Linked DNA regions of Homo sapiens: all the other regions are linked to region 1. The links are chromatin loops, found by intact Hi-C in ENCODE. Cell type or tissue: heart right ventricle. All regions are shown on one strand.

Region 1 (5,000 bases):
AGATGTGGGGTAAGATTGTGTTTACCAAGCACAAAGAAATGGAAATTTGGGGATGTGTAACTCTGGAGAGCACAGATGACTAATCTATTTAATGTAGGGCTCCAGGGGATTTGATGAGGCCTGTGAATCTTCCACTTTTATTGCCTCTCTTTTCCAATGACACCCATAAAGAAAAAAAATGGAATATCCATGAACAGGTGCAGCCAAGGAGGCCAGGCCCGCCATGTGTCCACTGTATACTGTCTCCTAGCTCACAGGAATGATACTGATCCACTCCTTGTGCTGCTCTTTGTAAAGTGATTTCACATCCATTCTCTGGTAATCATCATCACATTCCCTGTGATGAGGAATTAGCACCAATTATAGAGGAGAAAACTGGATCTGACATTTCTCATCTCATTTGCTCTATACATTAACCTCTTGCAAAAAATTTGTGAGTCTTGCCCAAGACCCATTACAACTAATTAACGGCTGAACTGGTCGTCTGATTTCAAGGCCAGAATTAACTTTCTACTGCAGCTCATGGATCAGAGGTTTTCTTTATTTAAACAAACAAACAAAAAATCCTTTGACCGTAGCCCTTGCTATAACGTTTCCCACTGAGTTGAGGGAGAAATTGAAAGTAAACTTAGGAGCTTTTTATAGCTTGTCAAACCATGCAAGAGTGGGGGAAGCTTATCCATCTTGTGGAATTGATAGACCAGGAGGAAGTAACTCCGGCTTAGATAATGCTACCATTTTGAATAAATCAAATGGTCTTCTTTTCCCCTTCATGGTAGTTGCTGCTTAAGTTTCTCTAACATGCCTGCAGTAAGTTTCCATTAAGAATAGGAAATTAGGCTCGGTACAGTGGCTCACGTCTGTAGTCTTAGCACTTTGGGAGACCGAGGAGTGTGGATCACTTGAGGTCAGGAGTTCAAGACCAGCCTGGCCAACATGGTGAAACCCCCATCTCTACTAAAAATACAAAAATTAGCCAGGCATAGTGGCATGCACCTGTAATCCCAGCTACTCGAGAGGCTGAGGCAGGAGAATCACTTGAACCAGGGAGATGGAGGTTGCAGTGAGCCAAGATCATGCCACTGCACTCCAGCCTGGGCGATAGACTGAGACTCTGTCTCAAAAAAAAAAAAAAAAAAAAAAAAAAAAAGAAAAAGAAAAGAAAAGAAAAAAAAAAGAAATTAGTATATTGTGATTATGTTGAGGGAAAAGTTAGTACCATAATATAAAAAGGTATGGACTATTGGAGAAAGTTGTTTGCTTTGGTAACATTTACTCATAGAAAGTATTTTGGTAAAGCAGGACTCAGGGTGGTGGGGGAGGTGGGCAGTGAGGGATAGGATTCAAATAAAAACCATTCTTTCCCTTGGAATCCACTACACAATTAACCAACAAATCCCATAAGTGGACCTTTTAGGAAGATAACATTTCTATCCATGAGCATAGCCACTATAATCACAAGACATTTATCTCAAGCAAGATAGAGTCAAGATACTCTCACAACCTCAGGGGCTGGAACTGTAAATTTTCACATCCTGCCAACACCCTTGAATAGCTATGTCAAGAATTTAGTGTCTGTAACTTGTTCTTTATTTTAAAGTACATTTAACATCATCGGCCCCAAATTAGATAGGCTTTTGGAGTGGGATCCCTTCTACTTTTGATTTCTTTATAAAATTTTAAAATAGCTTTGTTGAGATAGTGTTCACATACCATACAGTTCACCCATTAAAAGTGTTCAATTCAGTGATTAGGCCAGGTGTGGTGGCTCATGCCTGTAATCCCAGCATTTTGGGAGGCCAAGGCAAGTGGATCACTTGAGGTCAAGAGTTTGAGACTAGCCTGGCCAACATGGTGAGAACTTGTCTCTACTAAAAATACAAAAATTAACTGGGCATGGTGGTGTGCACCTGTAATTCCAGCTACTTGGGAGGCTGAGGCAGGAGAATCACTTGAACCTGGGAGGTGGAGGTTGCAGTGAGCTGAGATTGCACCACTGCACTCCAGCCTGGATGACGGAGCAAGACTCTGTCTCCAAAAAAAAAAAAAAAAAAGTGTTCAATGTTTTTTAGTATATTCACAGAGTCATGCAACCATCACTATAATTGCTTCTAGAACATTTTCATCATCCCCCAAAAGAAAGCCTTCGTTACGAATTTTAATTAGCTGAGATTCTGAACTCTGGGGGAATTTTGTATTCTAGAAATATTTTTTACTAATATGCTACAGTTGTATTTGTCATGCTGGTGAAAAGATGTGGTCTTTCACCTGGATGCTTTCTCATTAAGCATTATTTTTCTGTTTAGCTTCCTGTGTGAGCAAACATTTTCTCAGCTTGATACTCAGTGCATCAGCGGCTTGCAGAAGAGACTGCCTAGGCCTGCTCTGTCCAGTACGGTAGCCACAAGTCACTTGTGGCTACTGAACACTTGAAATGTGGCAAGGCCAAATTGGGACAGGCTGTGAATGCAAAATATACAAGATTTGGAACCCTTAGTATGAAGAAAAGAATGCAAAATATCCCAGTAATAACTTTTACATTGATGATATGTTAAAGGACAATATTTGAATATGTTAGGTTAAATAAAATTAATTTCACCTGTTTCTTTTTACTTTTAAAAATATGGCCGCTGGAACATTTAAAACTCCCTATGTGGTTTGCTTTGTGTTTCTATTGGACAAAGTTGGTCTAGACAGTACAAGGTGTGAAGACACCGCCCTCTGCTGGAGAAGATGCTGGATTTTTATTTCACCTACAGGAAGAGACGTCTAAGTAGCAATTAGATGCTAAACTAATGCTGCCTCAGGAAAGAATCAAAAGAGAAAGAGTGAAACCAGGCCGGGCGCGGTGGCTCACGCCTATAATCTCAGCACTTTGGGAGGCCAAGGCGAGGGGATCACGAGGTCAGGAGATCGAGACCTTCCTGGCTAACCCCGTCTCTATTAAAACTACAAAAAATTAGCCGGGCATGGTGGCACGTGCCTGTAATTCCAGCTAGTCGGGAGGCTGAGGCAGGAGAATAGCTTAAACCCAGGTGGCGGAGGGTGCAGTGAGCTGAGATGTGCCACAGCACTCCAGCCTGGGCAACAGAGCCAGACTCTATCTCAAAATAAGGAAAAATAAAAAAGAAAAGAAAGAAAGTCCATAAATTGAGACTCCTAGAGATACTAAATGGTAGAATGGGAATTTGAATTTAAATTTATAAGATGTTCACTCTCGGAGATCATAGGTCATTGTTGTCCTCCTCCTTTTCATGACAGGAACTAGCAATGAAGAGCTCTGACTATGTGCTAGGTACTACTCTGAGAACCTAACATTTGTATCTCCTTATTAACTCTATTACTGCCCCATCCTACAGATGAGAAAATTGAGGCACAGGAAGTTTAAGTTGGCCAAGATCACACAGCCAGTAAGGGGCAGACATTGAAAGGTCATTTTGCCTGCCTTATCCCCAGCCTCCAGGCAGTGGCAGAGTTAGCTCATTTTGGACAAACAGCTCTCCCAGACCAGACATTGTAAGCTATACTCAGGAATCATAGGAAAGATTATGATAGAATAATATATAGTTACAAAGAAAAGAAAGAAAATCCAATGGGAGAATATTTACTGTTTTCTATATTAAAGTGTTTAATGTTTATGTTTTTAGAGGAATATTGTTTATTATAGCAATTTAGAAAACAAAATGAGAAAAAAAATCACCAAAGATTCTACCTCCAGTTATTTTTGTGTATTTCCTTCCATTTTTCCCCCCATGTCTGTTTATATAATTGAAACTATTATTCATGCAAAGAGGTATTCTGATTTTCTCAGTTATTTTTATTTATTTTTAATTTTGTAAATAAACTTTTTTCTTCTGAGACAGTCTCGCTGTGTCACCCAGGCTGAAGTGCAGCCGTGCAATCTTGGCTCACTGTGACCTCCCAGTCTCAAGCAATCTTCCTGCCTCAGCCTCCTAAGTAGCTGGGACTGCAGATGTGTGCTACCACATCCAGCTAATTTTTAAAATCTTTTTTCTCTTTTTTGGTAGAAATGGGAGTCTCTCTATGTTGCCCAGCCTGTATTGAACTCCTGGGCTCAAGTGATCCTCCCACCTCAGTCTCCCAAAGTGCTGGGATTTCAGGCATGAGCTACCACACCCAACCTAATTTTTATTTTTATTTTATTAAAAAAAAAAGTTTTTGCCTACCCGCCTCTCACCCTCTCACTCATTTTTAAGTATAGGTTTTTCTACAATGCCACATTGTCTTTTCCATAAAAAGTACTTTCGGCCGGGTGTGGTGGCTCACACCTGTAATCCCAGCACTTTGGGAGACTGAGGCGGGTGGATCACCTGAGGTCAGGAGTTCGAGACCAGCCTGGCCAACATGGTGAAACCCCATCCCTACTAAAAATACAAAAATTAGCTGGATATGATTGTGGGCACCTGTCATCCCAGCTACTCGGGAGGCTGAGGCAGGAGAATCGCTTGAACCTGGGAGGCAGAGGTTGCAGTGAGCCGAGATTGTGCCACTGCATCCCAGCCAGGGCAACAGAGCGAGACTTCATCTCAAAAAAAAAAAAAAAAAAGTACTTTTCTTCATTTGGTTAGTATTCTCTTATGAGTTGATGCCTTGTAATTTATCTGAATGTTTTCCATTATTTTGTGGTGAGCTTTAAAACTACCCTTCCTGACTTTCAAGAATCCTAGACATGCTCCTTCTTGCTAGGTAATTATTAGTTGCACTCATTAGAATAAAGTATATGCTTGGAGTGGGGAGGAGATGAACTTTTTGAAGGGCGGTGAAGTATTTCTCACCACCAGGCCTTTGTCTTTGCTAAACTGAGGAAGGAAGATTTTATTTCATTAGCTAACAAAGAACCTCCTATATAGGCCGGGCATGGTGGCTCACGCCTGTAATCCTCACATTTTCAGAGGCCAAGGTGGGTGGATTGCCTGAGCTCAGGAGTTTGAGACCAGCTTGGGCAACATGGCAAAACCCCATCTCTACTAAAAATACTA
Region 2 (5,000 bases), 88 kb before region 1:
TGGGTGGATTGCCTGACTTAGAGGTTCAAAGATCAGCCTGGGCCACATAGTGATACGCTGTCTCTACAAAAACTAAAAAAAAATTAGCTGGGTGTGGTGGCGTGTGCTTGTGGTCCCAGCTACTTCGGGGGCTGAGGTGGGAGGATGGCTTGAGTCCGGGAGGGCAGTCCAGGAGGTCAAAGCAGCAGTGAGCGAGGATCCTGCCACTGCACGCCAGCCTAGGTAACCAAATAAGACCCTGTCTCAAAAATAAGTAAAATAAAATGTAAAAGCTGAACACGGTGACTTACACTTATAATCCCAGCACTTTGGGAGGCCGAGGTGGGAAGATTGCTTGATGCCAGGAGTTCAAGACCAACATGAGCAACAAAGCAAGAACCCGTCTTTACAAAAAAAAAAAAAAAAAAAGTTACTAAGCATCAATAGTATTTCATTAAAAATAGTATTTGTATGGAAACATAACACATATAGTGAAATTCCTTGTGTTTAGTTGTACCTCTGTTTCAGTTAAGAGACTGATTTGACTGTATTAATATTACGTATGATGTGTGAAAGCCATAACAGTGAAGTATGTACATAAAATAATATATTGATTAATTCCCCTCATCTAGACAGGGGTAAGCATGGTAAGCAGCCCTCGGAATTGTTGAAGAGTTCTCTGAAGAATTACTTATCTATTGTGTTTGCCTTGGGCCTTGCTTCCTGTCTTAGTTGTTTTTACTTTATGTGAATCCTGGGAGCCCACGTTGTGATGCTTTTAGTGTTTACATCCAGAATGTAAAATCATATTTTTATGAAAGACGTTGTTCCTTTTTGAGTTTAATGAATTCAGTTAAAAGCAAGAGTGTGTTTCTAGATGGGACTATCCTCATAGAAGTAGAATGAGGCAGAGGTTAGGTAGTTCTGTTTTGGAAGACGTAAGAGGGGGTTGTAAGTGATTTATAAATATTACTTAATCCTCATGAGATAGATACTGTTATTACCCTTATTTTATAGATGACTAAACAGAAGCACAAGAGATCAAGTGACTTGCCCAAGGCAATAAATAATGGAATCTGGTTTTAATGTCCCTGTATTGAAAGGGGGTAATACACTTTTGTTATTTCCTTGAGAAAAAAATATTAGAATAAATATTAAAATCTCTCATTTGATTTTTATTAGTGGTCAGTTTAGAATACTACTACTGTAGAAATATATACATTTTTCCTATTTGTTTTGCTTATGCATGTTTTTAAAAGAGCCCTTTTACCAGACAAAATTGCCATTTGAAATACTTAAAGAGGGGTCGGGCACGGTGGCTTACACCTGTAATCCCAGCACTTTGCGGGGGCCGAGGCAGGCGGATCATGAGATCAAGAGATTGAGACCATCCTGGCCAACATGGAGAAACCCCGTCTCTACTAAAAATACAAAAATTAGCTGGGGGTGGTGGCACGTGTCTGTAATCCTAGCTACCCAGGAGGTTAAGGCAGGTGAATCGCTTGAACCCGGGAGGCGGAGGTTGCAGTGAGCCGAGATCGCACCACTGCACTCCAGCCTGGCAAAAGAGCGAGACTCCATCTCCAAAAAAAAAAAAAAAAAAAAAAACTTAAAGAGGCTGGGCACCTTAGCTCATGCCTGTAGTTTCAGCACTTTGGGAGGCTGAGGCAGGAGGATCACTGGAGGCTAGGAGTTCAAGACCAGCCTGGGCAACAGAGCAAGACCCCCATCTCTAAATAAATAAATAAGAATTAAAAAAAGAAAAAATACTTCAAGAATTATATATGTCTAAAAGCAGATTGGTGGATTTTTTGCATATTTGCAGTTTAACTGCAACAACAGTAAAATTTTGTCAAATGTGAACTTTTGACATTTGGTTAAAACAAATAAAAGGGTATCTTTTATTTGTTTGACTCAGATTTTATGGTTAAGAAAATTACTTGTTGAGGCGGGTGCAGTGGCTCACGCCTATAATCCTAGCACTTTGGGAGGCCAAGGCAGGTGGATTGCTTGAGCCCAGGAGTTTTAAGACCAGTCTGGGCAACATAGCGAAACCCTGTCTCTACAAAAAATATAAAAATTAGCCAGGACTGGTGGTGCACACCTGTGGTTCCAGCTACTCAGGAGGCTGAGGTAGGAGGATTGCTTGAGGTGGGAGGATCGGGAGACGGAGGTTACAGTAAGCCGAGATTGTGCCACTCCACTCCAGCCTGGGTGACAGAGACCCTGTCTCAATAAATAAATAAAAATTTAAAAAACAGAAAATTACTTCTTGAGTAACATAAAAATGAACTAGGAAAAAATGAAATGTATTTGGCTTGTAGAAGTTGATTTCTCCAGGTCCTCCAGAAGAGGGCACTTGGTGTTTACAGTTTAAAACTTTAAAGAGCTTTTGTTTTTCTTAATTGTAGGTTGGGAGTCCTCCTCTTGATCCTACTGAGCGTTTTCTTCCTGAAGAAGAGAAACTTACTGAACAAGAGAGATCAAAAAGGTGAGTAGGTATAGAAATCAGCCCTTGCAAATATTTCCACATATCATAGATTAGTGATTGTTCAAAAAGTCACTTATAAAGGTTATAGAATGTGGATTCTGACAGGAGTAAAACCTCCATTTACCACTTACTTGTTATTTGACCTTGTTCAAACCTGAGACTCAGTTTCCTTATCTGTCAAATAGATACAATAAACAAATCCAACTCAAAGGGTTGGTGGGATAATCAAAATAAATATATATGAAATTTACTTATAAAACGTAAACCATGGTCCGGACACGGTGGCTTACACCTGTAATCCCAGCACTTTGGGAGGCTGAGGCGGGTGGATCACAAGGTCAGGAGTTCAAGACTGGCCTGACTATTATGGTGAAACCCCGTCTCTACCAAAAATACAAAAATTAGCCAGGCATGGTGGCAGGCGCCTGTAATCCCAGCTACTCGGGAGGCTGAGGCAGGAGAATTGCTTGAACCCAGGAGGCGGAGGCAGTGAGCCAAGATCGTGCCACTGTACTCCAGCCTGGGCAACAGAGCGAGACTCTGTCTCAGGAAAAAAAAAAAACAAGTAAACCATTACACAAATATTGGTTTATTTTTTCTTTACAGATTTGAAAAGGTTTATACTCATAACCTATATTACCTAGCTCAAGTCTACCAGCATCTGGAAATGTTTGAGAAGGCTGCTCACTATTGCCATAGTACACTAAAACGCCAGCTTGAGCACAATGCCTACCATCCTATAGAGTGGGCTATCAATGCTGCTACCTTGTCACAGTTTTACATCAATAAGGTAAGCTTCTTGAAGTAGTTATCTAACAGAGTACCAATAGTGAGTATAAAAATAGAACCAGTAGTACCTTGAAAATACTATCTTTTAAAAACAGGTAGCTTGTATTTTATGATGTACAACTGAAGCCGAAAATGCAGCCCAGTTTGCCCGTGTACTAAAATTTTGTAGCTTTTTGTTGTATGAATTATTTTGAGTTTTAAAATACCGAGTTTTATCATTGTTTTACATGTTACCTAAGACCAATTCTTTTTTTAACATAGGCACGCTATCTCAACTCATTTTAGTGAGATATTACCTTAAATTGCAGATTTTACCTTGTAGATATAGCTTTATCTTTACGTAATGGTAATCTCATAACTCTGAGAATTTGACTGAGGAAGTTGACTGTTAAATGTGGGCTTTGATAAAAGCATGTGATGCATTTCAGTTATTTTTCAGAATTAACTCTGTAATAATTTTTTAATGTTGGAAATATGTCTGCTGAGTTCCAAAGTTCTAGGTCTTTATACCATACTTCTTTTGGATTGTTACACAGGGACAATGTTTTTGAGCTTCTTAGTTGTTTATCAGAATTTCTCATAAAAATTTAAAAAAGCATTGCTCACATCATGTTGGTGTACTCTTAATTGACCCATTTATTCCTTTAATCCTTGAGAGTTTTTAATGCTAAAATAATTTTACACCACCTTTTCTAACCAGATTTTCCTATTAATCCTTAATAAGACATCTCAGCAATATAAATTACTTTTATTTATATTTCGAATTCGCAAGCCTCTCTGAAATTTTGGTAGTTCTCTGCTTATCAGAGTTCCTTCTTTCATCTCTCTGGTAACCCGCTGCCTTATCCTTGGGCCTTTATCCTTTTTGAGCATTTCGTTAGCGTTGGTTCTGTAAATGCGCCCGATGATTAAAGTATTGTCCCACAGAATTTCATTCAGAAAAGCTATTAGCAGGAGAGAAAGGGCTGTGGTGACTGCAGCATCGCTTCTAGGACTTTGGTCTAAGATCAAGTGTGTAAGTAACGCTACTGCATATATCAGAGCATTCAGTTAACTAATTCTCATGAATCCATTTCATTGTCCTCATCCAAAGTGTTATCCAGTGCCTCCGCTTGTGACATCTTTTTTACAGCTGTTGGAGGCCCCTTATTCATTCTGTTTAGCAACTTTAAAATTACATATTCACTGTGACTTTAATTTATACTTAAAACTCCATGGAAATTGGCAGTACTAAGATATCTAGATATTAAAGTGTGATTAAAATTTAAAGTTGTTAAGCATTACTTATGTGGAGCATGCAGTAATTTTCATGAGACCTCCCACACCCTGCACTTTTATTTTTTTACCAAAATCTTTTTTAAGTTTTTGTTAAAACCAACTAAGTCGTATTGCAAAAAGAGGGATTTGAACCATGTTTTTAAAAATGCAATTGTCATTTATATCATTGTCATCTTCATCTGATTCCAGTGATGAGGTTTTGCTACTTGGTGAATCCCTACCTGGCAGCTGCTAAAGTCCCACATTTACCAGCCACCTAGAGGGCATAAGACACTCACTGTTCTAGCAGTGGTTGCTCACAGGGAGCCAATCTGGACAAAGCTGAAATGACGATAAATGTTAAGGGATTGGATTATAGAGAGATAATTAAAGTTTCATTATATAAACTCTAACTTTCTTTTGGCTTTTAAGATTTAACACATTTTTATCTATAGATGTTGCTGGGCTAATACTACACGTGTCC
Region 3 (5,000 bases), 80 kb before region 1:
GCAGGTCATCTGAATAGTTTAGCACCAGGTTCTCCACAACCATCTGTTGTGTGACATAGACGTTTTTGTGATAGTAAAGAATTGGAAACAACAAATTCCAGGTTAGAATTAGAAGAATGGTTAAATAATAGAATATCTATTTAATTGTATATAATGGTGTACTTAAAAATGAAGCTAAGAGTTGATAATGATATGAGTAAAGTGTTTGTGGTGCGAGAAAGAAATATGCAAAAATAATAGTGAGTGCTTCTGGGTAGTAGGATTTGGGGGGGGATCTTTCTTCCCTTTTCCCCAAGCCCCCTGCTTCAGTAAAGATCTGTTACTTTTATAGTCAGGAAAAAGTGATATTAAAAAAATTACAGTACCCAATGAAAATTACAGTTGTGACCATTAACTTAAACAAATCACATGTATATTTTAGCTCCTGAAGCTGAAGGAGAAGTGCCAGAGCTTTATCATCAAAGAAAGGGGGAAATAGCAAGGTGCTGGATCAAATACTGTTTGACTCTCATGCAGAATGCCCAACTCTCCATGCAGGTAATGCAGTCAGAAGCTGCCTTTTTCTTTCTTAAATGAGGAAATTGTAAGTAAAAACTCATAGTGGGGATTGTGCTCATTGGGGTCACATTGTGTTTAATATGAAAGGTGTGTAGAATGTTTTCGTAAATATTTCTTTCTTGGTTTTAAATCGTATTCTTCGAATTGCTTGAATCCGGGAGGCAGAGGCTGCGTGAGCCGAGATTGGACCACTGCACTCCAGCCTGGGCAACAGAGCGAGACTCCATCTCTAAATAAATAAATAAATAAAATAAATCTTACTCATCATTCAAGGCCTATCTTAAATACTACCTCTTCCTTGAAGACTTTTCTTTGGTTAGAATATAAGCTTCTTGAGAGCTGGGAACGATATCATATTCTTTTTTTTTTTTTTTTTAGACAGGCTCTCGCTCTGTTTCCCAGGCTGGAGTGTGGTGGCGTGATCATGGGTCACTGCAACCTTGGTCTCCCCGGCTCATGCAGTCCTCCCACCTCATCCTTGGAGTACAGGCGTGTGCCACCATATCCAGTTAATTTTTAAATTATTTTGTAGAGACTGGCTCTCACTGTGTTGCCAAGGCTGGTCTTGAACTCCTGGGCTCAAGTGATCTTCCTGCCTTGGCCTCCCAAAGTGCTGGGATTACAGGTGTGAGCCACTGTGCCTAATCTTTTTTTTTTTTTTTTTTTTTTTTTTTTTGAGACGGAGTTTTGCTCTGTCGCCCGTGCTGGAGTGCAGTGGTGTGATCGCAGCTGCAACCTCTGCTTCCTGGGTTCAAAGGATTCTCCTGCCTCAGCCTCCTGAGTAGCTGGGATTACAGGTGCCTGCCACCATGCCTGGCTAATTTTTGTCTTTTTAGTGTAGATGGGGTTTCACCATTTTGGCCAAGCTGGTCTCGAACTCCTGACCTCAAGTGATCCATCCATCTCGGCCTCCCAAAGTGCTGGGATTACAGGTGTGAGCAACCACACCTGGCCAAGCCCTTACTAATCTTTATATACTTCCCAGTGTTATCTTACACACAGCATGGACTTGATAAAATCTAAAAGGGTAGACTTTTAAGAAATAGCTCATGTAATAGTTCAAAAATAGAAGCAGAACTGATGGCAGTGAAGAGCATGGACTTGAAATACACTAGGTAGGTATGAACTCCAGCTCTGCCGCTTCGTAGCTATGTCTTTGTGGCAATTTACTTAATATATTTTTGCCTCTATTTCCTCACAAGTAAGTTGGAGATAATAGTACTTAATACTGTTGTTATGGGAGTTAAGTCAGTATATATTAAGGCCTCGGAAAAGTGCCTGAGACATACTAAGTCCTTAATAAATGTTAACTACCATCATCATTATTAATTTATGCCCAATCCTAGTTTCTAAGCACTAGGGAGGATAATAAAATTAATCATTTAGATGCAATATACTAAGTGTAGATACATAGGAAGATTTCCTGGGGGATTCATTGTGCTTTTATTTTTTTATATTGTGTATTAAAGTATGATAATTTTTTTTTTTTACATGGGACTCTGCTTGATAAAAGTATAATAATCTTTAGTGGTTGTATTAGTCTGTTCTCACACTGCTATAAAGAACTACTTGAGGCCAGGTACAGCGCCTCATGCCTATAATCCCAGCACTTTGGGAGGCCAAGGTGGGTGGATCACTTGAGCCCATGAGTTTGAGACCAGCCTAGACAACATGTTGAAACCCTGTCTCTACCAAAAATACAAAAAATTAGCCAGGCATGGTGGTGTGCACCTATAGTCCCAGCTACTGGGGAGGCTGAGGCAGGAGAATCACTTGAGCCCAGGAGGCAGAAGTTGCAGTGAGCCAAGACTGCACCACTGCACTCCAGCCTGGGTAACAAAACAAAAGAACTACCTGAGACTGGGTAATTTATGAAGAAAAGAGGTTAATTGACTCACAGTTCCTCAGGCTTAACAGGAAGCATGACTAGGAGCCCTCAGGAAACTTAGAATCATGGCGGAAGGCGAAAGAGAAGCAAGCATGTCTTACCATGGCAAGCAGGAGAGAGAGAGAGGGCAAAGGGGGAAATGCCACACACTTCAAAACCATCAGATCTCATGAGAGAGCTCACTCATTACCACAAGAACAGCAAGGAGGAAATCTGCCCCCAGTGATCCAGTCACCTCCCACCAGGTCCCTCCTCCAATTTAATGTGAGATTTGGCCAGGGACACAAATCCAAACCATATCAGTGGTAAATAATATAGAACCTTGTGAAACTACTAAACGAAAGAAAACCAAACAAACAAACCTCAACACATCAGAAGCATAGGTCTTGAAAAGATGAAGATAATTTTAGAGGTCAGAGGGTAAAGAGGAGGCATATTAAGGAAAGACAGGAAGTAGGGAGAATAACTGTGGGGCTTTATGTGTAGAGAATTTGGAGCCAGGAAGAGCTGTCAAGTTTATTCTGGTCAGGTAAAGAAAGCTGGAAAAGGAGGGTTGCAGGGACTATTGGAGCAAAACAGTAGGCTAATTTAAATAAGCATCCTAGAGAGAACATGTAAGTAAACAAGCAGCCCAAGAAGGAAGGAAGTATACAAGATTTAGAGACTTATGATCTACATTTGAAGTAATTGTGTCAAGCAAATCGCACTATGATTTGACCCTTACCTTTCATTTAGTTGATGTTTCTAGTCTGGGAACTTAAAACTTCATCACTTGGTTAGTTTAAACTCACATATTTGCCATGCTACTAAACTACTCAGATTTTCCTTAAACCCAGTTTTGTTTTTTGAGATGGGGTTTCTGTCACCCGGGCTGGAGTGCAGTGGCATGATCTCCACTCACTGCATCCTCCACCTCCCTGGCTCAAGCAGTCCTCCTACATCAGCCTGCCAAGTAACTGGGACAACAGGTGTGTGCCACTGTGCCCGGCTAATTCTTTGTATTTTTGTTAGAGACGATGTTTTACCATGTTGCCCAGGCTGGTCTTGAACTCTTGAGCTCAAGCGATCCACCCACGTCGGCCTCCCAAAGTGCTGGGATTACAGGTGTGAGCCACTGCGCTCACCCCTGACTTTATTTTTTAACCTTAACTTCATCCTTTATCATCTGTATATTTATCTGAAAGACCTTCTTCAGTTCAAGCTTTAAGACATACATAAATTTATTCAATTAAGTATTTATTTATGCCAACCCTGTGCTAGTCATTGGCCAAGGATACTATGATGAACAAAAATGAACCTAGCCTTTAACTTCATGTAAAAGTACAATTTTGCTAAGTTCCACAAAGGAGAGACACATGATATGAGAAGGCACAATAGGAGGAAATAACAAGCAAGCTCTGGGGATGAGTAAGTAGGAGTTACCTAGACTGAAGAAAAGAAGGCACACCATGTCAAGGAGCTGAAGCAACATGTTTAGAAGTTCTGTGGCGTAAGGGAGGATGATATCAGAAGGGATGGAGCAAAGGCTGTGAGGTTGGAGCTGAGGGAGAGGGAGTGTGATATAAGCTAAAGTTAGAGTTAGAAAGGGGCTGGAGCAATCAAGGCTTTGAAGCATTGTTGTCTTCATCTTCTGAGCATTTGGAAACCTTGAAGGGTTTGTGGAAAGATCATTGGTGAGACAGTGTCAAGTGAAAAGAAGAAAAGGCCTTGGGATCTATTATTTATTTTTATTGGCCAAGAAGAGCTTACCCTATTTCTTAACCACCTTAGTTATTCTTTCTTTTTTTATTTGCCCCCCCCCACCCCCAAGAGGTAGAGGAGATAAAACTTTAACTAGGAAGGTAGATTTAACTCTTTGTTCACTTTGATGTCTTTAAGAGACCTAGAGCATTTCTGTCTGATATATTTCACTAAATAACTAATAGCATAAACATGGTAGCATTAATCTTAATGGCATCCTTGTGAAACATTTTTATGATGTAGATTACAGTCTTTTTGTTTGTTTGTTTGTTTCTTGAGATGGAGTCTTGCACTGTCACCCAGGCTGGAGTGCTGTGGCGCAATCTCCACTTACTGCAACCTCTGCCTCCTGGGTTCAAGCGATTCTCCTGCCTCAGCCTCTCAAGTAGCTGGGATTACAGGCGCCTGCCACCATGCCTGGCTAATTTTTTATATTTTTAGTAGAGACAGAGTTTCACTATGTTGGCCAGGCTGGTCTTCAACTCCTGACCTCGTGATCTGTCCGCCTTGGCCTCCCAAAGTGCTGGGAGTAATGTATCACATATATATAATGTTTCACAATTCTCAAAGTACTTTTACATGTAGCATTTATCTTATTGGAAGGAGTAACTGTAAATAAATTTCAGTTCCTCAGAATAAATGATATGTAAGCAGCTTGTCTATTTAAATACTTTTTTTTCCACATTTCTTGAGTTTTTAATATAATCGGAAGAAAGAAAGAAGTTTTCAAAGGTGTTTAAGATTATGATACCCTTCTAAACCAGGCTGGAAAGTAAGAGACTTCTCTTCTAAAAAACTCTGAAGTTTGCTTTAA

What was found. Hi-C counts contacts between places; a loop is a spot of excess contacts. Peaks named below come from ENCODE experiments on the same cell type or tissue, not always from the same donor. Only the 100,000 strongest peaks of a DNase experiment are listed, where the experiment ranks them.
Region 2: it touches region 1 in a loop (12-fold over the local background); 93 of 110 quality-filtered maps call a loop at or near these places.
Region 3: it touches region 1 in a loop (4-fold over the local background); 89 of 110 quality-filtered maps call a loop at or near these places.

Annotation. Positions count from the first base shown.
Region 1 is chr10:69,090,759-69,095,758 of GRCh38, forward strand. All of the region lies in intron 1 of SRGN (serglycin), which reads left to right. Among named protein-coding and RNA genes, the nearest start is that of SRGN, 5.2 kb to the left of the region's middle. In heart right ventricle, CTCF peaks have their summits at 2,725 (motif pointing left) and 3,469; a DNase peak (open chromatin) is centred at 2,743; H3K4me3 peaks cover 1,841 bases; H3K27ac peaks cover 2,339 bases.
Region 2 is chr10:69,002,656-69,007,655 of GRCh38, forward strand. It overlaps KIFBP (kinesin family binding protein), which reads left to right. Exons shown (of 7, transcript NM_015634.4): 3 at 2,391-2,470; 4 at 3,077-3,260. Among named protein-coding and RNA genes, the nearest start is that of KIFBP, 16 kb to the left of the region's middle. In heart right ventricle, a CTCF peak has its summit at 2,320 (motif pointing right); no DNase peak of the experiment used is centred here; H3K27ac peaks cover 806 bases.
Region 3 is chr10:69,010,479-69,015,478 of GRCh38, forward strand. KIFBP (kinesin family binding protein) reads left to right here. Exons shown (of 7, transcript NM_015634.4): 6 at 422-537. Among named protein-coding and RNA genes, the nearest start is that of KIFBP, 24 kb to the left of the region's middle. In heart right ventricle, no CTCF peak of the experiment used is centred here; no DNase peak of the experiment used is centred here.